Linked DNA regions of Homo sapiens: all the other regions are linked to region 6. A link is a contact called in ENCODE Hi-C or POLR2A ChIA-PET data. All regions are on one chromosome and are shown on one strand. Each heading gives the region's core, a stretch centred on a gene start or an enhancer-like site at or near the end of the contact. The rest is flanking DNA. Distances are from core to core; before and after follow the strand shown. Region 1 holds the start of TOP1 (DNA topoisomerase I). Region 2 holds the start of UBE2C (ubiquitin conjugating enzyme E2 C). Region 3 holds the start of PCIF1 (phosphorylated CTD interacting factor 1). Region 4 holds the start of PLCG1 (phospholipase C gamma 1). Region 5 holds the start of ACOT8 (acyl-CoA thioesterase 8). Region 6 holds the start of SRSF6 (serine and arginine rich splicing factor 6). Region 7 holds the start of ZHX3 (zinc fingers and homeoboxes 3).

What was found. A loop is a pair of places that touch in the nucleus more often than their neighbours do. ChIA-PET counts read pairs that join two places held with the same protein, here RNA polymerase II (POLR2A). Pooled maps may share reads with other maps.
Region 1: a map of CD8-positive, alpha-beta T cell shows a loop between it and region 6 (8-fold over the local background). The contact joins the promoter of TOP1 here to the promoter of SRSF6 in region 6. A Hi-C loop is called at or near these places in 2 of 168 maps with a recorded cell type or tissue (CD4-positive, alpha-beta T cell and CD8-positive, alpha-beta T cell) and 8 of 50 pooled maps.
Region 2: a pooled map shows a loop between it and region 6 (10-fold over the local background). The contact joins the promoter of UBE2C here to the promoter of SRSF6 in region 6. A Hi-C loop is called at or near these places in 7 of 50 pooled maps.
Region 3: a map of CD4-positive, alpha-beta T cell shows a loop between it and region 6 (7-fold over the local background). The contact joins the promoter of PCIF1 here to the promoter of SRSF6 in region 6. A Hi-C loop is called at or near these places in 1 of 168 maps with a recorded cell type or tissue (CD4-positive, alpha-beta T cell) and 10 of 50 pooled maps. POLR2A ChIA-PET finds 5 or more read pairs at or near these places in 4 of 52 experiments (BJ, CD4-positive, alpha-beta T cell, CD4-positive, alpha-beta memory T cell and 1 more).
Region 4: a map of chondrocyte shows a loop between it and region 6 (5-fold over the local background). The contact joins the promoter of PLCG1 here to the promoter of SRSF6 in region 6. A Hi-C loop is called at or near these places in 1 of 168 maps with a recorded cell type or tissue (chondrocyte) and 8 of 50 pooled maps. POLR2A ChIA-PET finds 5 or more read pairs at or near these places in 3 of 52 experiments (A673, HepG2 and activated CD4-positive, alpha-beta T cell).
Region 5: a loop to region 6 is called in a pooled map, with 19 times the contacts of the local background. The contact joins the promoter of ACOT8 here to the promoter of SRSF6 in region 6. A Hi-C loop is called at or near these places in 5 of 50 pooled maps. POLR2A ChIA-PET finds 5 or more read pairs at or near these places in 3 of 52 experiments (GM12878, OCI-LY7 and activated CD4-positive, alpha-beta T cell).
Region 7: a map of B cell shows a loop between it and region 6 (11-fold over the local background). The contact joins the promoter of ZHX3 here to the promoter of SRSF6 in region 6. A Hi-C loop is called at or near these places in 2 of 168 maps with a recorded cell type or tissue (B cell and gastrocnemius medialis) and 9 of 50 pooled maps. POLR2A ChIA-PET finds 5 or more read pairs at or near these places in 4 of 52 experiments (HepG2, MCF 10A, Panc1 and 1 more).

Annotation. Positions count from the first base shown.
Region 1 is chr20:41,027,270-41,031,131 of GRCh38, reverse strand. It overlaps TOP1 (DNA topoisomerase I), which reads right to left and starts at 2,310. Exons shown (of 21, transcript NM_003286.4): 1 at 2,032-2,310; 2 at 1,677-1,701. The coding sequence starts at 2,064. RefSeq lists silencers at 1,970-2,039, 2,260-2,611.
Region 2 is chr20:45,810,452-45,814,107 of GRCh38, reverse strand. UBE2C (ubiquitin conjugating enzyme E2 C) reads right to left here and starts at 1,464. Exons shown (of 6, transcript NM_007019.4): 1 at 1,312-1,464; 2 at 644-671. The coding sequence starts at 1,412. It overlaps DNTTIP1 (deoxynucleotidyltransferase terminal interacting protein 1), which reads right to left. Exons shown (of 13, transcript NM_052951.3): 12 at 3,168-3,223; 13 at 2,690-3,051. The coding sequence ends at 2,913. RefSeq lists a silencer at 1,472-1,661.
Region 3 is chr20:45,931,868-45,935,932 of GRCh38, reverse strand. It overlaps PCIF1 (phosphorylated CTD interacting factor 1), which reads right to left and starts at 1,250. Exons shown (of 17, transcript NM_022104.4): 1 at 1,129-1,250. It overlaps LOC107985388 (pre-mRNA-splicing factor cwc22-like), which reads left to right and starts at 862. Exons shown (of 1, transcript NR_171669.1): 1 at 862-2,439. RefSeq lists a silencer at 720-929 and enhancers at 558-1,248, 1,249-1,940, 2,200-2,349, 2,632-3,324.
Region 4 is chr20:41,134,732-41,138,792 of GRCh38, reverse strand. It overlaps PLCG1 (phospholipase C gamma 1), which reads right to left and starts at 1,250. Exons shown (of 32, transcript NM_002660.3): 1 at 935-1,250. The coding sequence starts at 1,151. It overlaps LOC124904903 (translation initiation factor IF-2-like), which reads left to right and starts at 1,280. Exons shown (of 2, transcript XM_047440629.1): 1 at 1,280-3,091; 2 at 3,501-4,061. The coding sequence starts at 1,454. The coding sequence ends at 2,035. PLCG1-AS1 (PLCG1 antisense RNA 1) reads left to right here and starts at 793. Exons shown (of 7, transcript NR_109889.1): 1 at 793-1,079; 2 at 2,982-3,091; 3 at 3,501-3,654. RefSeq lists enhancers at 133-212, 361-460, 382-1,166, 1,951-2,735 and silencers at 611-870, 991-1,980.
Region 5 is chr20:45,855,937-45,859,428 of GRCh38, reverse strand. It overlaps ACOT8 (acyl-CoA thioesterase 8), which reads left to right and starts at 2,037. Exons shown (of 6, transcript NM_005469.4): 1 at 2,037-2,241. The coding sequence starts at 2,114. It overlaps ZSWIM3 (zinc finger SWIM-type containing 3), which reads right to left and starts at 1,815. Exons shown (of 2, transcript NM_080752.4): 1 at 1,449-1,815. The coding sequence starts at 1,603.
Region 6 is chr20:43,456,085-43,459,737 of GRCh38, reverse strand. SRSF6 (serine and arginine rich splicing factor 6) reads right to left here and starts at 1,842. Exons shown (of 6, transcript NM_006275.6): 1 at 1,598-1,842; 2 at 1,229-1,377. The coding sequence starts at 1,704. RefSeq lists silencers at 1,056-1,315, 1,326-1,425 and enhancers at 1,566-1,665, 1,097-2,044, 1,966-2,125, 2,186-2,505.
Region 7 is chr20:41,315,608-41,319,537 of GRCh38, reverse strand. ZHX3 (zinc fingers and homeoboxes 3) reads left to right here and starts at 1,807. Exons shown (of 4, transcript NM_001384317.1): 1 at 1,807-2,029. RefSeq lists an enhancer at 1,378-1,427 and silencers at 1,538-1,987, 1,998-2,287.

The DNA of each region.
Region 1 (3,862 bases), core at 1,061-3,560, 2.4 Mb after region 6:
AATTCTCTGCGCCCAGTCTTCCACAACCCCCAGCTCAGAAGTCACCTCCTCTGAGAAATTTCCCCACCCTCAGACAAAATTAACTCCCCTATACTTCAAAGCATTTTGGGTACACATATGCCCCAGTAGTTACCTTATAATTAACTAATTATGTCTCCCCCAATAGACTGAATTGAGAGCAAGGGAGTGTTATGGTTACAGGATCAGCTCTAGCACCAAGCACAGTGGTTGGCACATATCTGGTGCTCAAGAAATGCCATACTTTAAACCAGATTCTCTCCTGGCTGAGTACCATCTCCTGCTGGATGCCCCACTTCAAACTCTGAACATAAGGTTGCTCTCAGTAGAGCAGGCTAACATGATGGACTGCTGATTACAACATTAGAAAACCTACTCATCAACTTCTCCCATTGGAGAGGTTCCCGGAACCCAAACTCAATTGAGCAGGATTATGTACCATCAAAATCAGTGGGAATTCCCAGCACACTACAGAAGGTAACTTCTCCTTCAACAGGGTTGTTCGAAAGCCTGCAAGGATGAGCTTTTTATTGGAGGACTCTTCCCTGGGTAACTGAAGTGGAAATACAGTAAGAATAAATGCCTTGATTTGGCTGAAAAGGGTTCAAAAACATAAAGAATTGGGAAAAAAAAAAAAAGCCAGTTCTTGATTCCTGAAAAACAGTGGCTCGTGAAAAAGAATGAACAGGAAGCAGGGGTGGGTACTGGACACTCTTTGCTTCAATAAATAAAATCTTTTTTTCCTCCTTACAACCCAAACGAAAAGGCCAACACACCAGGTCCACAAGAGATGCTCAACAATCTTTCCTTCCAACAAGTACACTAAACTGCGTTTCCAGAAAAACACTGCATTGGGAACCTCGACCACAATGAAAAGTTCCAGTGACTAACATAATTTTTTAAAAATCCAACATTTACATTGGGTGACCCACAGAGAACTTGCAAACTTTCTTTAGGGAGGTACTGCTACCTTTGCAAAGAACGTAACTTGGGAAAAACAACCTGGAAATATAAAGAACTCCACAAAGCGTGGCTTTAGTTTTAGAGCCATAATTCCTATCATAAACAGCCTATCAAAAAAAAAATTAACAGTTGCTTAAGGAAATCTTTCATTCTGGAAGCAGAAAAGGAAACAAACATGAAGCATAAAGGGAATAACCCCCAAAATAAAGTTTAAAAAATAATAATTCAGTCCCCCAGCCTTCCCTCTCTGGTGAAGTATGTGATTTATACGGCTTTGCTCTGCAGAAAGCTCATTCTGGGCAGCTCAAGGAAAGAGCCGAGGGAGGGAGAGAAAGAGACACAGGCACAGAAAGGAGAGGAGAGAGAAAAAGAAAATGGCGCAGAGACTAAGTCCCGACCGTCGACAAGGCGACTTTCCCGGGAGGAATCCCGGCCCGGAAAGACCGCCCGAGGCCCGGTGGCGGACGACACGGGGTCTCCGTTGTCCCCTCTTGGGAGGGCCGGGATCTGGAGGAGCTGGGGTCCCCGGAAAGGGGGTCAAGAGGCGGCCCGATGGGAACAATGGGGCCGGTGAGCGAGGAGCCGGGACTTAGTCTCTGGGACGCCATGTCTGTCCTCTGCCCGGCACCGGCAGGGCGCGGGGGAGGCGGCCGGCGGCTGGGGGGCCCCGGAGTCGGCGCAGGGGGCACACTCACCATTCAATCGGAAATCCGCTTCGATCTGGAAAAAGAAAAGGAGAGAATATCAAACAACAGCCACTTTAACCCCTCCGGCGGCGAGCGCGCGCGGCCGGGGTCTGGCTCACCCTGCGCCCCCGGGGAGGACGGGGACCCGGGGGTGGCCACAGAGGGCAGCCATCCCTGCCTCGAACTGTAACTTCGCGGCCCTCGCTCGCGGCCTAGCGAGCCGATCTACTCCGGCAGGCGGCCCCTCACCGGGGGCTCCGGCCTGTCAAAGCTGCCGGGCCGGGGCTGGGGTCGGGGCCTGCGCCGGGGGTCGCGGGACGGCCAGGCCGGGGTCCGGGGCCGCCAGGGTCAGGCCGGGCCGTACCTGGGAATCGTTGTGGAGGTGGTCCCCACTCATGTCGGCCCGGAGGGACGAGCGCGGCGGCAGGCGAGGCGGCGTGGGGGAGACGCAGACGGCGAACCGGCCTGTGCGGGCGGACGGGGACTCCGGAGGCTCGAGGAGGCGCAGGTAAGCGGCGGTGACTGTGGGCCCGAGACTCCAGAAACGGCTGAGGCTGCTACCACGGCGGCGACGCTGCCTGACTGCCGGGCGGGCGGCGAGAACAGACCCCAGCAGTTGTGTAACAGCCTAAGTTCGCATTTGGGCTCACTGCGCCTGCGCGGCCGCTTTTAAACAACACGTCGGCGACGTCAGCGCTCGCGGAAAGAGGCAGAGGGTTGCGGCCCGCCCCCTCGCTGTTCGCCAGACGGACCTGTCTTTGCATCGCAAGCCCCGCCTCCGGACCGTGCGCGCTCCGCTGTGATTTGCATAAGGAGCCGACTCCTCCCACGGCGTCCCACCCCAAGCAGCCTCCCCTTCCTCTCCAGACGCTTTTTCTCGGAACCCCAGCCCCTCTGCTAGGCAGTGCGCAGGCGCCACCCGGGCACCGCCTCCGGACCAGGGCTGGCCGCGCAGCCACGTGGTGGGCCTTTAAAGGCCGCGGCGGGACCCAGCAATCTTGGGCAGAGCTGGTATCCGGCGTCCGCATCTCCTTGGAGCGGCGAGTACCTTGGCAGCTGGGACCCCAGAGGTCTCCCCAGCGCCTCCTTTCTTGCTAAGCCGACCCTGAGGCCGCCTGGTGGGAGGAGTCCCCTCCCCAGCCTTTGTCCAGGCCCTCCAACTTCTGGATTATTTCACGCCCACTTTTTAAAAATTATTTTAATTTTTCAACCAACCAAGGGTCCGGTTTAACCCCAGTTTTCCGCCGAGTACATGTAGCCCTGGGTCACCAAGGGTCTGATTTCTTTGGTTCATTCTACAAATACTTATTGAGCATCCGCTATGAGCCCAGGAATTGTGCTGAGGGAAGGGGGAATGCAAGAGACCAAAGGGAACTGAACCTGTCTCTATCCGCCCCTGTATCCCTGGCATGCTGGGAGGACGGGGCAAATGGGGAATAGAACTACCGTTTATAGAGCATCTATTCTGTGCCCAGCTCTGAATTCTCACAATAGCTCTGTGAGGTCGCCTGTATTACAAAAGTCAAACTGTCCTAAAGACAAGGGACCAACAGCCAGCTACCTTGCATCTATAGTTGGATACCTCTCAAGCTTCTCTGGGAATGAACTGAACTCCACTCAGCTAGAAAAAGCCCCATCCTGACACCTTCCTTTCCCTCATTTCCCACTAGTCCCGCTGATTGCATCTCTTTGCTTCATCTACTTCTCTCTGCTGCCCATAAGCCTTTGAAGTCTGCGTTCTCCTGCTTGGATTAATACAATGTGCTGGCTGGGGGTGGTGTCTCACACTTGTAATCTTAGCACTTTGGGAGGCCGAGGCTGGCAGATCACTTGAACCCAGGAGTTCAAGACCAGCCTGGGCAACATGGCAGAACCCTGACTCTACAAAAAAATACAAAAACTGGCGGGGTGTGGTGGCATGTGCCTGTAGTCCCGGCTACTCGGGAGGCTGAGGTGGGAGGATCACCTGAGCCCGAGGAGGAGGTCGAGGCTGCACTGCACTCCAGCCTGGGCAACAGAGTGAGACCTGGTTTAAAAAAAACAAAAAACAAACCAACAAAAAACACCGCACTCCAAAACACTACACTTCTAACAGGGATTGCTGCTTCCATTCTTGGCCCTCTCGTAAACTGCATTCCAACAATTGCCAAAGTGATCTTCTCAATATGCTAATCTAACCATTACTCCTTTGTGGA
Region 2 (3,656 bases), core at 215-2,714, 2.4 Mb before region 6:
AGACAGACACACACACACACTCTGTCGCCCAGGCTAGAGTGCAGTGGTGCGCTCGGCTCACCGCAACCTCTGTCTCCACGGTTCAAATGATTCTTGTGCCTCAGCCTCCCGAGTAGCTGAAATTACAGGCATGCACCACCATGCCTGGATAATTTTTGTATTTTTAGTAGAGACAGGGTTTTGCAATGTTGGCCAGGCTGGTCTCGAACTCCTGACCTCAAGTGATCCGCCCACCTTAGCCCCCCAAAGTGTTGGGATTATAAGGTGTGAGCTACCGCGCCCAGCCTCCCCTTAATCTCATCACTCTGATCCAAAATAAAGCAACCAAATTCATAGGCTAGAAATACCAAGAAGGGCGGGGAGTTGGGTGTGGGTAAAGCTTGGTTGGGGCTAGGAAGTAGGGACACACTGGATAGGGAGGGTCTTGTATGACTTCAGGGAAGTGTTCGAGATAACTTCGTGTGGGGGGATGGAATTGGGAGGAGGGACTGCTGGAAGAAATGGTGTAGGTGGGGTGTATGAACTTCTTTCCCAGGAGGGAGCAAATTACATTACCCCTATGTCTAGCAAAAAAGCTGACGGAAAAAAGGAGGCTACTGAAAATTGGATGGAAGGCTGGGGTTCTGGGCACTTAATCACTCACCATGAGGGTCATCAGCTCCTGCTGTAGCCTGAAAAAAGAGTATTCGGGGTTACCTGGGAGTCTGGATGGGCCAGGCCTCCAGACGGTGCATCTTCTCCCACCTGAATCTCAGGGGGAGCCGTCATGGAGGCTCCCCACATCACCAAGGTCAGGCTCAGCTCAGGGTATACTCACCAGATCCACAGGACGATCCTAGCGAGTCCTCACCCTCCCTAATTCCAGACTCCCTCGGGATGATTCTGGCATGTTCTTAATTCCCCAGGCTTTAGCATCTCTTCCTTGCCCGACTCAACTTCTCCCTTCCCCTGTCTCGGCCAAGTCACGAGGGTCCTTGAGCGTCTTCATCTAGGCCCACCAGGGAAGGAGTCTGGCAGCGCCCCTACCCTCCCATTCTCCTTCGGGAGAGTCTCAAAGAGCGGTCTGAGCTCCTGGCCTGTCCCCCATCTCTCGAATCTCACCCGCGCAAGGAGGTGGGAGTCCCGGAAGTCTCCGCCCTCGACACCCATGCCCAGGGGAATGCCAGGCCCCGAGCTCCTGGTGTGTTCTCCTGCACCCGCAGATCTCCCGCTCCAGGAGGTGGCGGCGGGGGGTGGTCCTAGAAATCTTTGCTCTGGGTACCAATGCCTAGGGCATGGCAGGCCCGGCGAGTGGTAGGCCGCATCACTCACCTTTTGCCCACCGGACCCCGGGCGGCGCCCCCGCTCGGCTCAGCTCCTTTACGGGCGGCGGCGACGCTAGTGGCGGCTGGGTCGCGGTTTTGGGAAGCCATCCGGGCGGCGTTGGCAGAGAGACAGGAACTCGGAGAACACGACTGCAACTGCAGGACTGCGGGCCCGCCCGCCCGCGTTTGAATTGTAACCCTCTGGGGGCGTCGACCAATCAATGGCTCGCTTGGGTTTGATCCAGCCAATGAGACGCTCCGGAGCGCTCTATTGCTGCGCCACTGCTAGACCTACCCACTGGCGCACCGCTATTGGGCGGCAGAATCCCGCTTCTGACAACCGATTGGTAGATGATGCTGCCATTAACTAACGAATCCGTAGCGAATTGGTGGCCGTTGGAAAACGCTAACCATTAAAGGGCCAAGAAAACGTCCACGTGGGATGAACCCCTCCTTCTGGCTACACGTCTTACTCCGCGTGGGAACACTCGGCACGCCCAGCCTTGATCCAATTTCCCTCGGGCAGGGAGTGCCTCCAATCCTGCAGCACTGGTACCCTCCCACCATTATAATCGCCTGGGCACCTTTGCTGCGTCCTAAGTATCTGAAAATCCCAGCGAGGGGAAAAACTAAAGGCTGATGGCCAGAGCAGCAGGCTCCCTATTAGAAAACATAGGTCCATACATCTCCGCAGAGATGACAGAAATAAAAAAAGGCAACATTGGTTCAGGCTGGTCGCAGTGGCTCACGTCCGTAATCCCGAACACTTTGGAAGGCCCAGGCAGGAGGATCACTTGAACCCAGGAGTTCGAGACCAGCCTGAGCAACAGGATAGGGAGACCTGTCTCTACTTAAAAGAAAAAAAAAAAAAAAGAAAAGAAAAAAAAAAAAGGCTGGTGAGGTGGCACGAGCCTGTAGTCCCAGCTACTGGCGAGGCTGAGGCGGGAGAATCGCTTGAGCCAGAGGCTGCACTCTAGCCTGGGCAACAGAGCAAGACTGTCTTCAAACAAACAAAAACCCCAACAACACAGGTTCATATCCTGTATATCCTACCTCCCCAGTGGGTAGTGTGTAACCTTGGGGCGGGTCCTTTAGTATCTTAACCTGTAAAATGGGAGCAATAAAAGCCAACTCTATTTTTCATATGATCTGTCATCAAACTCCATCGCATTCTGCCATGTCCTTACATTAGCTGGGTAAGGAAACTACAAATGGGCAAAGGGAAGACGGGCAGGGTACATGGTGCTCCCAGGTTGGTCTTATCAAGCCTGGCTCTATACTGTTATGGGTGAGGGTTATCTCGTCCTTTTTTCCTACACCCACTTCTAGAGCCCTTGATGTTCTGTCAATTCCCACAAGGTAGAGGGCACAGCAGGTTCACCATCTGTGTTTACTACAAACTGTTTAATTGTTTCTTATCCCAATAACTTTACAAATATAGAACCACATGCTAGTCTGGGGGTGCTGTGCAGTGAGTCACTACAAACTCGCTCAGGCACAGCTTAATGCCGCTGAGATCCATCTAGGAGCAGTCCCAGCGGTGGCCTCAGCCACGTGAGGAAGAGGGCTTTGGAGGAGGGCTGCCAAGTGTGGCCAGGGGACCCGGCCTCAGGTCTGTGGAGGTGCTTCAACAGCACGATGCTCATTCTCTGTCCGTAGTGTCTCCATATACTTTCTCATCTTCTCCACCATCCAGGAGGGTAGGACAAAGGATTTCAATTCCTCTAGCTTCAGATCCAGGCATCCTCTGGAACAGACATTGAAGAGAGAAGTTGGGGGAAGTGAGGATGTAGGCCCTGCCTCATTCTAGGGGCTATTTGGAGGCAGGGAGAGGAGAAGGGGCAGGAGACCCACTGGTTTTACCTGTAATCATCACTGGCCGCAAGGTCCCGGATGTCCTCCTCGATGAGGAGGTAGGCCTGAGGCAGGAGCAAGGGAGAGTGGTCATTGCCTGATTCATTTCACTCCAACTCAGTAACACTTCATTAAACATCTGTTTAATGTAAGGCCTGCTACTAGGTGGAAGCGGGGGATGCGGTTTACAATTTAGTACGGAAGAGTAAGTGGGGAGGGATGGGAATGGTTCCTTGAGACAATCTTTTACTACAGTAGATGCTTCATGGATGGGAGAGTAGGGACTGGTGACTTATTTATAGCCTTCTCTTTTAAAAAAGGACCCATTTCTCTCTTGAATGGTGTGGTGAAAATTAAGAAAAAAAAAAAAAAAAGAAAAAAAGAAAAAAAAAGGGATCCACCATTGCTCCTACACCTTTTGGTTAAGATCAAGTATACGAAAGGACCCAAGGTGGGTTATAACAAAATGGCAAGAAAGCCAGCAAAATATATATGGAA
Region 3 (4,065 bases), core at 1-2,500, 2.5 Mb before region 6:
ATACGCACAAGCGGCACAGCTTAGTGTGAGGCTAAATGGGGACACTGCAGTATTTCCAAAGCCAGCTGTGCATCAGAATCATCTTGGAGTTTGTAAAAAAAAAAAAAAAATCAGACTCCTGTGCCTCACTGCGCATCTCAGAAGCCAGAAATAAATACGGAGGTGAGGCACACAAGAATTTGTATTTTTAAAACGCACCGTAAGAGTGACTGGGAGACAGGATGACTCATTTTTTCACACTATTTGAAAAAATGTACCCATTTTTTGCAATTAAAACCATTTTTAATTTCCTATGTGACTTGAGCGCAGCAGGTCTGTGGCCGAAGTACCAGCCCCTGGGTTGGACAGACCCGGATTCCGGGCCCTTCTGCTTTCCGGCTTATAAACCGGAATCACTCGACCGTTATATGTAGAGTCCAGCATTGTACGCTCCCAGTAAGACATAACTGCTCTTAAGTTAACGTCTTTATTTATCCTGTGGCTTCCCGACCCCCACGCATACCGCAGTTTGAGAATTACCGCTGCTCAAGGATAAACAACTCTATCTGCGCAACCAGAAAAACCCACCAGAAGCCAGAGTCCGAGTCCGGGATTGGAGGCACGTGGGGCGGGACCATCTCCGCAATGTACCAATCAGAATTCTCCGGCCCAGTAGGGAGGAGTCAAAGGGCGAACAAAGTACGCAGGCGCGACGGCGCACGAAGGCGAGAGGCGAGCTCCAGCGCGCGCGCGCGCGCGCACCTTCCCCTCCCCCTACCCCAGCGAGGGTGGGCTGTTTGGCGCGCGCGCGCGCGCCGGCCCATCTCTCGGGCTCCGCCCCCCGCCCCGCCGCGCGCTCCCGCCCCCGGGCTGAGGCGACTCAGAGTCGGAGCCCGACACAAAGGCGGTGGCGGCGGCAGCAGCGGAGGGGCCCTAGAGCCCGCTCCGCTGGGGCTCTCCGGGCCCACCTCCCTCACTTCGGCCACCGGCGCGGCCGCCCACCCGCGGGTCTAAGATGGCGGCGGCAACAGAGACAGGGCAAGCGGCAGTCCCGAGCAGAAAGCGCCGGAGGGGCCGCCGCCCCCCAGCTTCGGATCCCCAGACCCTGGCGCGGCTCGCTGCGGGACCATGGCTTCCTGGGACTCTTACCTGCCCGGAGCGGACTGGAGGGGACGCGGCTACACGTTCTGCTCGACCGCCCGTTTTGCCGCCTCCGCCTCGCCCTCCCCAGCGCCGCTGCCGCCATCTTGTGTCCCGGGCCGGGACTCCGCGCTGCGCATGCGCTGGTACCGCCTCTGAGGGACCTCGCCGCGGCCGCGCCGCCATCTTGAGTGTGGCAGGGTCGGCTGGCTCCTCGCACCCAGCTTGCTTTCGGCCCCCTCCCCTTCTTCCCATCCGTCCCTGCTGTTCCTTGTGGCGCTGAGGAAGGGGAGACAGCTTTGTAGGCCTGCGGGTGGACTGAGGAAGGAATGAATTCACTGGCACGTCCCCGCCTCAGTTTCCCCCTCGAGCACACACGCAGGAGCCGGATGTTCGCGGTGGGCGGTGCGCGGCGGGGTTGGACTGAGCGTGCGCACTGGGGGGCGTGGGGGCTGTCTTAGAACCTGCGGGGGTCTCGGGTTCTGCCGCCGGCCCAGGGGAGGCATCGTGGTGACGTAGGCTCCGGACGTAGCAAGGACCTGGGTCCTGGCACCCGCGCGGCTCTGCCTCTTCCAGCCAGTCTCTTTCCCTCTCTGGGCCTTTGTGCTGCGTGGTGTCCAAATGTTAAGAAGCCCTGCCCCATGCCCGGGCTACATATACATCGAACCCAAGCTGTAAATGCTCTTGAGTAGAAGCAACTTAAACTAGCCTTCGGGGGCAAGTAATAGAGATGGCTTTCGGCAGAGTTGGGAAATCAACTAAATGCATTGTAGGGCCTTTCCAACATTGACATCTGTGGCCATTAGTTGCAGTTCAAAGCCTCACTGAGCCCTCAAACCAGCTACAGCGGGTAGCCTGGCAGGGAACTGGCAGCTGTGAGGTGCTCCTCATCCGGCTCCCTGCAGGATTCTTTTTGGTAGGAGCCTGCAGGCGTCCGAGTGGTAGCTCCACCCATCTCCGGTCTCCCCAGCAAGCATCCCTTCCAGTGCTAGCTTGAGAAGAGGAAAAGCTTGCCACCTGCTGTCAGACCGGCGCTTGTGTGGAGCCAGGGGCTGTAGGTACCCCGGCTGAGTAGCCTCTCAGATGTCCATGGTCCTGGCTGCACGCCAGCGTGGGGGCAGGCAGGCGGACGCTCAAGAAAAACGGAGGCACCGATATGAGTAGTAATTGAGAACGAGGGTTCATGATCCTCATCTGATTTCAATCCCTGCTCCTCCACCCAAAATGTGTGGCCTTGAAGGAGTTAACCAATTTAAATTTTAGTTTCCTCAGTGGAAGATAATAAATCCGCCTACCTCATAAAGGTTTGGTGAGAATTAACTCAGGTGATGCATGTGAAGTCCTCAGCGCAATACCTGGCGCTTCCTAAGTGCTGAATCGGTTAGCCGTGATCATCTCACAGTGGCATGAGCATTGCTCCAAGTAGATTTGAGCCCTCCAGAAATAAGCCAGCTCTATATAGGCACAGCAGTTCTGCCCTCGCAGAGCTTCTCGTTCAGATAAGAGGCCTGATGGGAAACCAGACTCCTGGGTCCTGTCTCAGTTCTGGAAGGGTGGGGGGCCAGCTTTGATTTATGCCTGCTGCCCTGGCATAATTACTAATATTGCCTCCTTTTTCAGAAGTGCCCTGCTTTGGGCCGGGCGTGGTGGCTCACCCCGGTAATCCCAGCACTTTGGGAGGCCGACGCAGGTGGACCACCTGAGGTCAGGAATTCAAGACCAGCCTGGCCAACACGGCGAAACCCCGTCTCTACTAAAATTACAAACATGAGCCAGGCCTGGTGGCGCGCGCCTGTAATCCCAGCTACTCGGGAGGCTGAGGCAGGAGAATCACATGATCCCGGGAGGCAGAGGTTGCAGTGAGTCGAGATCGCGCCACTGCACTCCAGCCTGGGCGACAGAGTGAGACTCCTGTCTCAAAAAAAAGTACTGCTTTGGGCAGTAAACTACGTGGTCGCTCTTGACCTACGGGATAACCAGTTTTCCATGCTCATGCCCCCCAGCTAGCCCGCGCTTTCACTAAAGTTTAAAAACCATGTAGTGATTATTACCCTTTTTTTTTTTTGAGACGAAATCTCGCACTGTCGCCCGGGCTGGATTGCAGTGGCGCGATCTCGGCTCACTACAACCTCTGCCTCCCGGGTTCAAGCAATTCTCCTGCCTCAGCCTCCCAAGTAGCTGGGATTATAGGCACCCGCCACCACTCCCACCTAATTTTATTTGTATTTTTAGTAGAGACGGTGTTTCACGATGTTGGCCAGGCTGGTCTCAAACTCCTGACCTCATGATCCGCCCGCCTCGGCCCCCCAAAGTGCTGGGATTACAGGCGTGAGCCACCGCGCCCGGCCTTTTATCTATTCTTTTATGTTTTCAAAGTATTTTCTCATTCATTGTTCAGATTCTCTTAATTGATAACCAAGATACCAAACATCCCAAGTGCCTAGTCTTCTGTTTTATCATGGAATTCTGTGAATTATTACCTAAATCTGCACATGAGCAAACAGGTTGGAGCGAGGGGCAGGGGCGAAGTCATTGTCCAGGTTCACACAGCCATCAACAAGTAACAAAACTGGGATTTTAAGCCCGGAGTTCTCAACACCAAAATGCAGGGCTGGTTCCATTAAACCACTCTGGCCTCCCTGTTTTGTGAAGAAGGGATCTAGATTCAGGCGATGTGACTGGTCTGAGTGGACACAGTGGCCCTGGATAGTTCAATCTTTTTTTTTTTTTTTTTTTTTGAGACGGAGTTTCGCTCTTGTTGCCCAGGCTGGAGTGCAGTGGTGCAATATCGGCTCACTGCAACCTCCGCCTCTAGGGTTCAGGCGATTCTCCTGCCTCAGCCTCCTGAGTAGCTGGTGTTACAGGCATGCGCCACCACGCCCGGCTAATTTTGTATTTTTAGTAGAGACGGGGTTTCTCCCTGTTGGTCAGGCTGGTCTCGAACTT
Region 4 (4,061 bases), core at 1-2,500, 2.3 Mb after region 6:
CCCACTAGAGACCAGCGCAAAAGCAGCCAAGCTCAGGCCTGGGAAGGCGAAAAGGCAGGAAACTAAGAGAAGCCGCTCCCGCTCCCTGAAGCCACCGGACAGAGGACAAAGGGCTAGACTCACAAACTAGCTGCACTCCTGAGAAGAATACCTGACTCCAAGGCGCTGGGGCAGGCCTTTATGGGGCCCATCTCCTGGGAACGTGCTTCCCAGGGCAAGGGGAGTCCCTGCCCTGGCATTGAGTGTCTGCCCACCCACATAGGCCTCCAAAACCCAGCTTTGGGACAAAAGTAGCAGAAAAAAAAAAAAAAAAATTCCAGCCACTGGCTTCTCTCAGGCTTCTCCAAACCAAACAAGACCACCTTCCTCCCTCTCCCCCAGAGGGAGATGAGTAGGCCCAGCTCTGCTCCAAGACCAGCCCTACCCAACATCTGCCTAAGTTCTACTTAGGGAACCCAAAGATTCCTTTGCAAATAAGAGCCCAGCCTGGGGGCCCGGAGAGTTTCACAGACTGCTCTTTCTGGATAAAGAGTGGGCGGGGACCGTCTGGTCAGGCCCCAGGTTCCCGTGCAGGGTGGGGGCCACTGCCTTAGCTCCCCTCGCCGACGCCGCCACCACTCCCAGGGTCTGGGGGGCCCGATGCCTGCACCGCAGGTCTCCAGCCCGCGAGGATTTTTAGGCCTCAGGGCAAAGCGCCTGGAACACTCCCCCCAGCTGGGGGAGGGGGGGTGTCCTGTCAGGTGACCGAGGACCCGGATGCCCCCCGCCCCCAGTGACCACCCGAGACGAAGCGGGGGCGGGGCCCGGAGGGAGTCTGGGAGGGCCCGAAAGTTTGCCCAAGTCGCTGGGGCGGCCGGCCGGGGTGCAAGCAGTCGGGCCGGGCTCCCACGACCCCCGCGCGGGGCGGGCCCAGGCAGGAAGTGGGCGCACTTACTGGCCCCCTCGATCTTGTCGGCGCCCCGGCTCCACGTGATCTGGCGCGTCTCCAGCTTGACCTGGAAGGTCTTCCGCTCGGGTCGCTGCGACTTCTTGGAGTAGAACAAAGTCATGACGGTGCCCACCTCGAGGCTGCGGCAGAGGTGCAGCACCTCGGCGTCCGAGGGCGCGCCGGGCCCGCAGCCGTTGGCGCAAGGGGACGCGGCGCCCGCCATGGCTCCGACGCTGGGGGCGGCGGCGGCACAGGCCAGGACCGCCCGGGAGCAAGCGCAACGGCGGCGGCTGAGGTTGGGGCTGAGGCTGAGGCGGCAGACGAGCGGGACCCGGCGGCGGCTCCTGCAGGCGGACACGGGGCGGGGCCTCAGCGCGGCGGGGCGGGGCTGCCCTGAGGCCCCACCCCGCTTCGGCGCCGGGAACAAAGGCGCCCGCGCACCCGTGGGGAGGACCCCCGCCCGTCGGCCCGCCGCGCCTGCGCCCCGCGACCCCCAGACAGGCCGCAGGCGGGGACGGAGGCGCGATGGCGGCGGGAGCGCGCGCCGTTCCCGGTCGACCCACCCAGCCCTCAGTCCCGCAGAGCTTTCTCACGCGGCCCCGGACACAGCCCGGCGGCCACGAGCGGCCCTGTCACGCACGGCAGCCCCGCCCACAGGCCGCAGGCCCGGCGGCCGGCGCGTCAGTCAGGCGTACTCGCACGGGCGGCCGCTACCCCGCGGTCCCGCACAGACGCAGCCCCCGCGTCCCGAACACCGCCCATGCAGCGACCGGGACGGGACGTGAGGGGATGGCGCGTCCTCCGGGAATGCCCGGCCAAACTCAGTTACCTGGGCGGGCTTCCCGGACAAGGGAGCCAGGACGGGCCGCCTCACACCGGCGGCGGCGGGTCCTCCGCGCGCCCTCTCCCGGGAGGGGCGGGGGCGGGGCTGCCTGCGGATTGGTCGCGGGCACTGATGGACAGCCGACATGTCCCGCCCCCCCGGCAGCGCGGGGCTGGTCCGCAGGCAGTTCTGGCGACGGCCAGACCCACGTCTGTCTGTTCCGCCCCTGCTGCCAGGGTGGCTTTCAGTGGTCCTCTCTTTCGGAGAGTTCCCCCCAAGCGTGAGCACCCCTTACAGGGGCGTTAGGTCCGCGGCCGCGCTGTCCAGTGGTCTGACCTGCAGCTCCCAGGGCCTTTGTGTCTGTCCCTCGCATGGGCCTCTGCACGCTCCGTCCCCACGCGACAGGACTCGAGTCCGATTCGGGGCTCCGACTCAGACCCTACCCCGCAGCGCCCTCCTGCAAATGCTCTCCTGAACTTTGGTTTTCCCCGCCTTGCTTTCTTCCTCCTCCTGTAGCCGCTGCCTCTCGATCTCAGAAGCTTCTCTTCCTCTGCACTCAGTGCTAGGCCAGATCCCAAGGCGACCTGACCTTTCCCCTGGCTTTGCCCAACAACACAGGCACCGGTGACTCCAAACCTGCATCTCCCCTACGTTCCAGGCCCCAGCATCCCACTGCATGTTCCACATCCCCCCCCCTTAGACAGCTCGCCTTCCCTCCCCAAACGATTCCTTCCACAGTCTTCACTTTCTCAGAACGCGGCGCTAAACTTCTCTAAGTTGGAAGGTCAAAAACCTTGCAGCTAACTTTGATTCCTCCCTTTGCCTCACCTCCAATCCATCAAGACCTTGTCACTCAGCCCACAAGCTGAAGGCCCCATCTCCTGTCACCCAGACTACTCACCTTGTTTGGTTTTGCCTGGATCTATCAGTTTGGTTTTGCCTGGATTTATCATGCTTTAAATCTTTAAAATGAAATTAAATCATGATCCCCTACATCCAGGCTAAAACCCTCCGTGAATTCCCATTGCACCTAAAATCCACACTCCCTGCTTGGCCTAGCAGGTTCTATATGACCTGCCCATCTCACCAGTTTCATCTCTCACAAGTGATCCTTCACTCTCCATTCTCCAGCCACAAGGCCTTTTTCTGGTTATGGAATATAATTCATACTCTTTGTCTTTCTGAAGCCATTCTTGAAACTCACCCCTGCAATCTATCTACCCTTGTCAGCACCGCCAAAATTGAGGACACCCACGGTCGCGGTGGAGCCTGTCTGACATGTTGAGCCAGGCAGTGGGTCGGCTGCCAGGCACAGCAGGACAACTTACTGCATTTCAGAGGTGAGAAGCCCAACAGAGCTTCCAGCTGATGCCAGAGAAAGAGCCAGGCTTCCTGGGAATTGTGAGATAGTAGGACTAGACTAGAGTTTGTAAGAGCGTGTGCTCAGGCAACCCACTCAGCTGGATAGTGACCTGGGGCTGCTGCTTCTGACTTTGTCTTGCTGTAGTGGAAACTTGTGTGTTAACGTTGATTTCCTCAAGTGCGTCCCCTAAGAAGCTCAGAATTCAGCATGACATTGAGACCCTTTGTCCTAGCCAGCCTCTGTGGAGTAAGGAGCGGTGGGGTAGCTGAGATGGACTGCCACCTAGTGGCAGGTCTTTACGTGGGCGGGACGGAGCTAGCGTAGACCCTGTGCTGAAGGTGTGCACCTGTGGTCACACCTGATCCTCATAATTATCTTCTAATCAGGAATGATGGTCCACAATTTACTGATGAGGAAACAGAGATTCAGAGAAGTTCTACAATTTGCCCCAAAGCCACATAACATGACTAGGTGGGAACTAGAACCCAAGTCGGCCTGACTCCATGAGTTTTCTGCCTCACAGGAGATCCACTGGCTTAGGTAAGTCCTGGTGGTCAGTAGTCAGTGGGCATGGAGGCTATCTGGTTAATCAGCATGGGTGAGGGGAGGCATGCTCACCGCTGGCCTTGGGCACAGGGAATCCAGCAGAACGTGAGTGCTCACAGAGTGTGGCTTGAACTGGCTTAGGCTTGAAGTTCTGTGGACCCTGCTCTTCTCTGTGTTGGGCATTGACAACATGAGGAGCACAAGAGAGACACAGCGCCAGCTCTCTGGGAGTTCAGACATTAAATAAACACTCTGTTACATAAAGACAATTATGATGAGGGCTAGAAGGAAAAACATTGGGTCGAGATCTCTTCAGACCTCAGCAGAGGTCTAAAGGAAGTGAGTCGATGGCGAGGTGAATTATTAAAGGTGGGTTGGAGAAAAGTACATTCCAAGTAGAG
Region 5 (3,492 bases), core at 788-3,287, 2.4 Mb before region 6:
TTTTTCCACATTCCTTTTAAAGCATTTATCACACACCAGTTTGCTTGAGTTCAAGTTTATCCTAGTTCTCTGGGGATAGTTTGAACACTTATTCATCTTTATGTCACCTATACCCAGCATAGCACTGGACTTCAGAACAGTGGAAAGAATATAGCCTGGCTGTCTAATTGAGGAGCTTTGGTTGAGCATCTCAATCCAAGTCTCAAACTCGGATATGCTTTAACTCTGAGTTGGCCCGCATGCTCTGAGTTAAAATTTGAACTGATTCAATTTTTTTAAATGGGAAAATCCACATAAAGTGTGGATTTCTGACAACTCTTGCCCAAAATTCTGGCAACACTAGATCTTTATTTTCATATGGCAGCCATCAGCTGGAGCTGATTAGATGGCATCTACTCTCCATTTGGCCCATTTCACACTTCTGTTGTCCCTAGCACAAAGACCTGGTGTTGGTTGCTATTTCATCATTCTTTTTCTTAAAGTAAAATTCAAAGTTAAAACTTTCTTACATTGGGTTGTTTCACCTAATCCCTGAAGGCATTTGAGTTTTCAACTCCTGTCTTAACCTCTAAGCCTGACTTCTCATCTGTCAAATCTTCTCATCTGTCAAATGCAAAAAAATAACATTTATCTATAATTCTGAAAAAAAAGCCCTGCAGGGTAAAGCATGCATAGAGAACACTGCCTGGCACATGGAAAGTGTTTGAAAACGGTTAATATAAGGAGCTCAAAAACCATTTACAAAATGAATGAATAGACCAGGCATAGTGGCTCATGCCTGTAATCCTAACACTTTGAGACGCCGAAAGATCGCTTAGTCCAGGAGTCTGGGAACAGCCTAGCCAACATAACAAGACCCAGTCTGTACAAAATCAAATAATTAGCCAGGCATGGTGGCGTGCACCTCCAGTTCCAACTACTTGAGAGGCTGAGGTGGGAGGATCGCTTGAGCCCAGCAGTTGAAGGCTCAGTGAGCTGATTGTGCCACTGCACTCCAGCCTGGGGGACAGAGTGAGACCCTGTTTCAACAAATATATAAGAACTAAAAACTGAATGAATGAATGAACGAACATTCCAACGACCATGTGACTGTTTTGTAAAGAGGAGACTGATGAAGGAAATTATCGCCAAGGTGTTTTTATCCGTTTATGAAAGCCATACTTTGTATTTGGGTTGCTGCAGCTGCTCAAAACAATGGGAGAAACTGCAGTTATAAATTCCAGAAAAGCCTGTGAATGGAGTGAAAGTGGAGTGGGTGGTCAAAAACCAATGGCCGTGGAGGCTTAGCTCTCTTCACAAGGCACACAGCAGGTGCTCAATGAGTGCCTGTTGAATGAATGGCCACGCAGCCCAATGCGTGCCTATGCACCCCTCCTCCTCCAGGCAGCCCTCCGGAGGTCCAGCCTCCTCCCCACCCTCTTGGCCCGCCCCGCCCCGCCCGCCCTTACAGGATGTCTTCGCGGATGGAGGTGCCATGGTTGAGGTTGTGGAAGCGGACGGAGACGCAGTCCCTGAGAATGAAGGAGCACCTGTTCTCCCTTTTGTAGGCGCTGAAGCACTCCTTGAAGTCCTCATAGGTCTTGAAGCAGCTGCCCAGCTCCATGGCCGCCCCCACAACCCACACTAGGGGCTGGTCCCAGCCCGGGCCCAAGATCACACCAGGGGTCAAAGGTCACACTATGAGGGTTTATAGGCAGGCGTGGGCCCAGAATGCCTTAAGGGTCCGCCCCAACTGGGTGGCCTATTCTGGAACTCAGGGAGGAACCCTAGGCCTGACCGGGTTACAAGAGGAAGGGGGTGTATTTGCTATCTGACAGGGGAAATGACACTCAGTCCATATTATCCAGTCCCGAGGTTCCGCCTCCTCAGCGACATATCCAGTCACACACAGGATTCGCAGATTGGCATTCATTTTCTCCAATTGCTAGAGAAAGAGGGCCACAGCCACCAGCGGACTGACAGGAGTCCTGACCAATCATAACCTAGATTCCTCCTTCCCGGGGTCTGCAGGAGACTTCCGGTTACTAGGGCAATCTGCCGGAAGAGTCAGGTTCTGTGTATGTCTCCGCGTCTTCCGCGGAGCGGGTGTGCAGGGCCTGCAGCATTGAACTAGATGTCGTCCCCGCAGGCCCCAGAAGATGGGCAGGGCTGTGGCGACCGCGGCGATCCCCCTGGGGACCTCCGTAGCGTCTTGGTCACGACCGTGCTCAACCTCGAGCCGCTGGACGAGGATCTCTTCAGGTAGCCGGCAGCTCCTGCCCAGCATCCCCTCCTTTAGGGCAGAAACTTGATCTTGACTGCCGCCGCCCGGGGCCCCTGGCTCCGGGACTAGTATGGCTCTGCGTGGGATGCACCCTCTGCCACGATTAGGAGAGAACTCGCCCCCAACAGAGCTGTCCTCTCTGCTCTGGCTTCCTCCCTTCCTCTCCGCGCTGCGAGGTCTGCACAGCTGAGCAAATATAGTGGTGACCTGAGAGACCCTGCTCGGCAGCCTGCCCTAAGCCTTCACGGGGGAGCTAGCCCAGAGAGGGCAGTGATTTGCCCAAGGGCACACAGCTGATGGATCAGCCTTAAAACCGACGCCGCAGCTCCTTGTGTCTTCAGTATCCTTTTCTTCTCACAATATCCCGCCCCCAGTACCATTTGGTGGGTCTGGTTTCTCATTACTTATTCTGAGGCCTAAGCATGTTTTTTTCTTTCCCAGCATCGCTGAAGTTCTTGACTGCAGCAAGGGTTTCTTTCTTTCTTTGAGGCGGAGTCTTGCTCTGTTGCCCAGGCTGGAGTGCAGTGGTGCGATCTCGGCTCAGTGCAACCTCCGCCTCCCGGGTTCAAGCATTTCTCCTGCCTCAGCCTCCTGATTAGCTGGGACATACAGGCGCGCCACAGCCCAGCTAATTTTTTAACTTCTTTTAGTAGAGACGGGGTTTCACCGTGTTGGCCAGGCTGGTCTCGAACTCCTGACCTTGTAATCTGCCCACCTCTGCCAAAGTGCTAGGATTACAGGCATGAGCCACCGCGCCCAGCCCCCTGCAGCAAGGCTTCTAACAGCTTTGACCTCCAAGGCTTCTCCTGGCTTTACTGGAAGTTATCTTACTTTGAGCTCCCTTCCTTCCACTTAAGGAATTGTAAATAACTTCTTGGAGGGCTATTTGATTTTTGTTTTTGAAGACAAGATCTGGCCCTGTTGTCCAGGCTGGAGTGCAGTGGCACGAACATGGCTCACTGCAACCTCGACCTCCTGGGCCCAAGTGACCCTTCTGCCTCAGTCTCCCGTTTAGCTGGGACCATAAGCGCTTGCCACCACATCCAGCTAACTTTTTTATTTTTAGTAGACATGAGGCCCCACTTTGGAGCCCAGGCTGGTTTTGAACTCATGGGCTCAGGCGATCCTCCCACCTCGGCTTCCCAAAGTGCTGGGATTGATTACAGGCGAGAGCCACCTGCCAGGTCATGGAGGGCTGTTCATAACTCATTGTTACAGAAAATGCCAAA
Region 6 (3,653 bases), core at 593-3,092:
GTAATGATAAAAACGCATAATGTCTTTGAAAGTTAGTACAAACATATCAACTTTTATTTACTGGAGTAGGACTTTGCTATTATATTGCTAAACCTTCGACACATTTGTGATTTGCCATAAAATTAAATTAAGGGCAAGTCAAATAGACTAAATCCAACTAAACCTCTCCTACAATCTGTTAGAGAGTGACTGCTCCTTTATTCGATTTACCTCGCTAAGTTTTATTTTACAGAACATTGTAAAATATAAAACTTAACTGATTACATGCATTTCTACATTTTACAAAAATGTTTACTAGTTTTACACTAAGTACTTACATCACAGTGTGAGGTTTTTGGTGGTGGTTTGGCCACAAAACACGCAAGGTAACAGTCACCTAGTTCAGATTAACCAGTTTTGTCTAACCCTTGGAATCCTCACCATCACCCTGCGTCTAATGGCAAAAGGCTGCTGTCGTCATGGCTTCCGGTAAGGTCAGCCAAAGGGTCATAGGGCAAGGGTCACACAATGTATGGAAAAGCCAAGGCCAATCAGGAAAGGCAGTCATCTTAGCCTCAGTGGACACAGCCTCAGCCCCATTGGTCACTTTCAAATTGAAACATCAAGGACTTGTTAAAAAGTTTGAATTCAACATGCAACAATTTAAACATCAAACATTTAACATAACCAAAAATCCCCCCAACCTCCTCCCAATAACATGCCCCAATTAGTTCAAATACAGCATAAAGCTTATTTAGATCTACTTTGTGGTACAATACCACATTACTTAAAAATAGTACATTCTTTGGCCCCCATCAAGTTCCATAGCTTTAAGACCTATACTTTATGCTCCTCCCCTTCCCCGTCCCCCGCGCCCCCTACCCCACCTCCACCCGAGCCTGCCCCCGAACCTCTAACTAATGCACTGATAGGTAAGTAAGGAGAATACAACAAATACAGCCACCCCTTACTTCCTCTGTGGGAAGAACCCGTGACAGTGCTGACAAGGGGCCAGAAGAAGCCACCCACCTCCCAACTTGGCAAATAAACAAAACCAAACACCCAAACCCAATCCCCGCGCTCCGGCGTCCCATGGCTGCCCCGGGCAGACGTGAAGGCAGCGGGGCTCGGGGACACCCAAGTCAAACGACCCCCGGCCCTCGCGCCTGCCCGGGCTGGGAGGCCCCACCCCACCCACCCCCGCCCCCAGGGTCCCCAAGGGCGCGGAGCGCGCGGGGGTGGGACTCACTGCGGCTTCCGTAGCTGTAGCCGTCGCGATCGCGACGCGGGCCCCGGGCGTGCTCTACGATCACGCGCTCGCCGCAGAGCTCCTTGCCGTTCAGCTCGTAAACGGCGTCGTCGGCGTCGCGGGAGTCCTCGAACTCCACGAAGCCGTACCTAGGGGCGGTGCGAGGGCCGGACAACCGCGGGGGAGTCGTTAGCCAGGACGCGCACGTGCGCGCGCCCGTACCCCACCGCGCGCCCCCGCGACGCCGCGCCGTCGCCATCTTTGAGGCCCTGCCACGCGGCGCCGCGGCCTTGGCCGCTTCTTTCCTTGGAGAGTTCCCGCCGCCACCAGGCCTGGGACGCTGGGCGCGGGCGCCCAGGCCCGACTCACCCATTTTTGAGGTCTACTTCGAGGAGGCGGCCATAGCCACTGAAAAAGCGCTGGATGTCCTTCTCCCGGACGTTGTAGCTCAGGCGTCCTATGTAGACGCGCGGCATGTCCGTGGCGGGCGGGGACCCAAGGGCTGGTTGTCGAACGGCGGACCGCAAGCCAGTAACCGCGGTGCGGGTGCGGGGACGGCAAGAGCCCGAACACGCGCCTCACACCACAGGGGCGGCCGAGTCCAGCCACACAATGGCGCGCGCGCGCGCCAGGCTTTCGCTATATGGGCGGCCGGTGGGGCGGGGCCTGGAGCGTGATGTCAGCGCGCAGCGGCACGTCCGTCCCGCGTCGTCCCTGGGCTAGATGGTGACTGGCGAGTCCGTTGCCCGCGACGTTTCGGTGTAGTGCGGTCTTGCTAGCTTCTAGGATTTTTCTCTAGCCCTCCCCACCGTCTTTGAAAACACAATGTCTCTAATCCAGCCGCAGAACTGCTTTCTAATTTGTACCTTTTATAAAACTGTGCGCGATCTCTTCGGGGTTGAAGCTCGGGAGGCGGGCTGAGCGAATCCCCGTTTTTCATTGGTTCTCGAGGTTATCATAATAGGTCGCCGCGGTCTCTGCTTGGTGGCTTAAAACGAGGCTGCGGATTTCTCCCAGCGATTGGTTGATGCTCGTTTTGATGGGGACCGCGGTCTCGGACCCAGTCGCTTGTCTTGTTTCGCAGAATCTGAGGATCGCGCGCCGAGGTCTTGCTGACCGGGCGGAGGTCGCGTTGCGAGCGCGCAGACCCGCCGACATCAGCCTCTCCGGGTCTCACTCGCAGCCTTCGCCTCCCCGGACGTTCCCCTCTCCCTCCATGGGTCTTTCTTGGAGCCCTGGCAGCTTGACTCACTTGTGGATTGGGCTATCCGTGGCAATCCTACGCTCACTGTAGGTGCTCAAAAGGGAGCGTGGACGAGACCCGGCAGCCCTCCCACAGCGACGAACGATTTTTTTTCTCCCGTGTATGGAAAGTCCTTTGTCCCAATACTATCATTTCCTCCACTGACTTGAAAGTGCCTTATTTTGTGAGTTTATCAATGGAGATGCTATTTAAAGCTGTAGAACCAGATTGAAAACCTCAAAGGAGTAAGTTTAAGTGGAGAGCGGAAGACCCAGGCCAACGCCTGGGGTACTCTGAAATTTAAGCGCAGGAAAGGAGACTGGGAGGAGTGACTAGCGAGGTAGGGAGAAGACCAGGAGAGTAGGTGTCACCGCCGAAGCTAAAAAAAAAAAAAAAAAAAAAAAGGGATATCACTGAGATAACACCAGCTCTTTAGATATTTATGTATTCCTGCTCTGTTTTGAGTGGTGCAACCTCAATATCCTTAAGCTTCGGGTTGAAAAAGGGGGGTTTTGTCCTCCTGGAGCTATTTGGAAGTCTAGAGGGAAACGTTGTTTGTCACGACTGGGGGAGGTAGAGGCCGTGCTTAAAGTTAGATAAATAAAAAATACGAGTCTGTAATCCCCACACCTTGGGAAGCTGAGGCAAGAGGATCTCTTGAGCCCAGGTGTTCGAGGCTGCAGTGAGCTATGATCATGCCACTGCACTCCAGCCTGGGTGACAAAGCAAGACTCCAACCTGCCTGAAGGAAAGAACAAAGCTTCCGCAGCGTGGAAGGGGACCCGAGCGGGTTGCCACTGCTGGCTGGACCGCCAGTTTTTAGTCCCTTATTTGGCCCTGCCTACATCCTGCTGATTGGTCCATTTTACAGAATGTTGATTGGTCCGTTTTTACAGAGTGCTGATTGGTGTGTTTACAAACCTTTAGCTAGACAGAGAGCACTGATTGGTGTGTTTTCAATCCTTTAGCTAGACGGGAAAGTTCTCCAAGTCCCCACCCAACCCAGAAGCCCAGCCGGCTTCACCTCTTCACCTCGGTAGGCAGAATAAGGGTTCCCCCTAAAGATGTCTATGTCCTAATCCTAATCCTAATCCCTGAAACCTGTGAAGATGTTACCTTGTATGTCAAAAGGGACTTTGCAGATCTGATTAAGTTGAGCATCTTGAGATGCAGAGATGCCCC
Region 7 (3,930 bases), core at 558-3,057, 2.1 Mb after region 6:
GAGGAAGCAACACCAAGTACAGAGGTTCTGAAGTAGAAGTGAGCCTCCATATTCCAGGAGCAAGAAGGAGGCTAGTGTGCCTGGCATGCAATGAGGAGGCCGAGTGGAAGGAGGTGCAGTTAGAGAGGTGGAGAGTATAAGTGGACGAAGGGCAGACACATAGGATCTTGGAAGCCTTTGGGAAAAAAACCACATTTTGGAAATGAAAAAAATAGGTGGGCATGGTGGCGTGCACCTGTAGTCCTAGCTACCTGGGAGGCTGAGGTGGGAGGATTGCTTGAGTTTGGGAGGTTGAGGCTGCAGTGAGCTGTGATGGGGCCACTGCACTCTAACCTGGGAGACAGAGTGAGACTGTGTCCCACTCTCCACCCCACTGCCCCCATATTTTTTTTTTTTTGGCTTTTACTCTGAGATGGGAAACCTTCTGGGGGCTTTTGAGCTTAGGTTTCAACAGGATCCCTCTGGCTTCTGTGTTGAGAGAAGGCACCATGAGAGCACAGTGGAATCGTGGAGAACAGGCAGGAGGCTACTACAATATTCCAGGAAAGAGGAAAAGGGGTATTTTAAAGGTAGAGCTGACAGGCTTTTCTAATGGGTTGCATGTGGGATATGATAGGGAGAGTGGAGTCCAGGATGACTCCAATGGTTTGTCTGGAGTCATCAGAAGAATGGAGTTGACATGAACTGAGGTAGGGAAGGTTGTGAAAGGAGCAAGCTAAGGTGCCACGTATGGGTGTTTGACTATCGACTTGTTTACTTGGACACATCGCTCACACTTGTGTATATGCTCCCTGGTTTTCAGGATCTGAAGGTTCTAAAGTTACTTGAAGTTAAAGGCAGCCTTACTTATTGAACACCAAGCACTGTGCAGAAATCTTTATATGTGGTGTCATTTAACCCTTTTAATATTTCTACTGATTTACTCATGTTTCATTGCCCTTTTACAGTTGAGAGATTAACACGTCCAAAGTCACTCAGACAATTATTAACCTGCTAGATTAATGCAGATCTGGGATTCCCATCCAGGTGTGTCAAGACCGTAGAGCTCCTGCTGTTTACTAATCACTGGATTCTAAAGGTGGGAGCCACTTTCTGAGCATATTTGCTGCAGACTTGGTTCCATAACTAAAAAGGTGCCTGGATCATGTGACGAGAATTCAGGAAAGAACCCAACCCCATCCCAGGCATTACAGGTTATACAACAGCTATGAAGAAAGGACGGTATTAGTGGACTCGAGGAGGCTGACTGATGTTTGAAAGTTCAAGTACTTGAAGACTCAATGTTAAAACAGTGATCAAGAGTTAGTTTTTTTGTTATTATTCTTAAGAAAACAGAAAATATTAAAAATTGCAGTGAACCCTTGGTTGGATAAAAGACCACTCCTAGTCGACGCTTGTTGGGAAACACTGGAATTGGAGGAGTGGGGGCAGACAGGAGCGAGAGCCCCTGCCAGCCTACACACACATCCTTTTGAAAGTGTAACCTGGTGTGACCTTCTTTAAGTGGTCCTCTGGAAAGAGCAGGATATGGAGTACAAAAGCCAGGAACCTCTGGGACCGCAGCATCCGCCCCCAGCGCCTCCTTCCCCGTCTTCTTCAGCCTCCACACGGTGGGGCGGGGAGGAGGGGGGAGGAGGAGTGCTGGCGCATGCGCCGGGGGCAAGGTCCGCTCCCCGCGACGTCAGGGGGCTCGCACCCGCTCGAAAGCCCCGCCCCGCGGCCGCCAGAGGCGACCTGGGCGGACTGGGGGGCCTGGGCCACGCCCCCAGCCGAGTCGAGCAAGGCCGAGGGGAGCCGTGCAAGGCCGAGCAGAGCCGAGCGCCTCCGAGAGCGGCCGAGCCCAGCCGAGCGGCCCGGAGTCGGTTGGTGCAGCTGCGTCCCCGCCGCTCAGCAGTCCGCGGCTCCGGCGTCGCCGCCGCCGCCGCCTCTGCGGGGCCTGCGCCGGCCGCCCGCCCGGCCGCGGGGAGGGAGGCCCGCAGCGCGGGAAGAGCGGCCCGGTCGCGGGCGCCGCCACCGCCGCCGCTGCCAGGTGAGCGCCCGCCACGGCCAGCCGGCCCCGCGTGCCCCCGCGGCTGTCAGTCCCCGGTGTCTGTATCTCTCTCTGCCTGTCAGACCCTGTGTCTGCGCGAGCTCCTTCCCGCCACGCCTGGCCCGCGGCCGGCCCGCAGTCTCAGTCAGCCCCCTCCCGCCGGCTGCCCCTGGTCTTTCTGTCAGCCGCCAGCACCCCCATGCTGAGAGGCTCCGCCCCTTCCCCCCGGAGCCCCGCCCTCCGCCATCTGTCATCACCCCCCGGGCTCCAGGAGCGGGCGTCCAGGGGTCCTAGGGGTCAGGGTAGCCCCGCGTGCCACCATCGTAGAAGGCGCAAAAGGGGGTGGTAGAGGGGAAGCGGGGGCGTTCGCGCAGGCCCGCCTGACCGTGTGAGAGTGCATGCCCGAGTGTGCGTTCCGCGTGTGCACCCGAGAGCCGCCTGCGTCCACGCCCGAGGGCCCTTGCACTCTGCTGGGATGTGGCAGCCCATGCCCCCGGTGTAAAGAGCGTCAGCTCGACCAGTGAAGGCGGCAGAGCCAGGACTCGAACCACTCGGGGTACAGTAGCACCCTGAATCTTGGGACCCTTGTCTGCCCACGCGAAAACACTACACGTGGGCCCCAGGTCCTCGGATTCCCTGAGTGGCGTGTGAGTGGAGTTTGGAGCTTGTTAAGCCTTCCCAGTTTGGGATTTTCATTCAGGGAAGCCTGTTGGAAGTGATTGAGGAGTGGATGGGATGTAGGACTTAGGTGGGGAGTGTTTGAGGGCTTGAGTCATTTTGAGTTGCATGGTTTACATTTCTGAGCAGTGATTGCCCTGGGCTTGTGCCCTGCGAGAAACTTATGTGACTTGGGGTGGGGGAGTGAGGTAGGAAGGAATGCTCCTTTCTGTTTTTATCTATGTGAACACATAGTATATATTTATCCAGATATCCTAAATGTTTATTCATGAGGCGTCCACACGTCCTTAATTTAAAAAAGGATTACAGTAGTTTCCATTTATACACGTTCTTGTGTGTTGTTATCTCAATGCTCTTTATTTGTGGTAACTTAGTATTGCAATATTTCAAAACTAAGAGAAAATGCATCCTAAAACAATTGGTATTTTGCCGGATAATTCTGAACCACGGAGAAGGAGCCAAAAGCGCACTTCATTAGCTGGAACAACTTATTCGAGCTTAATTTGTTTCTAAGAGACATACAGTGGAAAAATCCAGAAGCGCAAAATAGTATCAAAGACACATAGAAAATGAATGAAAAGGGCCCTTCTGTTGCTGCCTTGGAAAGATGGTATCAAAGTTGCTGTAGAGGACAGAGCCACTATGTAATGATCAACATATTAACCAAGTTGGTTTTGTGACCTTGATACATTGAGCGGGGCTTGATTTGTGCAGTGGTTCATGACAGGCAAACATTGCATGGGAAGTGTGGTAATTTTTGGAAAAAAATGTTCCCCATGTTGTTTTGGTTTTTGGTTTTGAGTTTGTTTTTTTTTTTTTCATATTGAAGTAAGATTTCAGACAAGGGAAGTCTCATGGTGGAGTGCTTTTTTCTTTTTAAAGATAACATTAAAAATTACCAAAGTAATTCATGTTTAAGGCAGAAAACTTGAAAAACAAAGAAAAGCATTGCAAACAAAACAAAACAAAAAAAACCCCATAATCCCACAAACCATAGTAAATCACAATTTGGTATTAAGCCTTTTAGCCTTGTTCCCATGTATACGTGTTTTTTCTTACAAAAATGCTATCATACTACACAACTTTTATTCTATGCTTTTTTTCTTTGACTTATAACTAGATTATGAGAGATACATCTTTGTTTTATGAGTAGGAACTTGTGTTTCTCTTTGCAATCCTTTAAAAAATTCAGATCATGTTAGTCCTCTGCTTAGAGCCCTCCA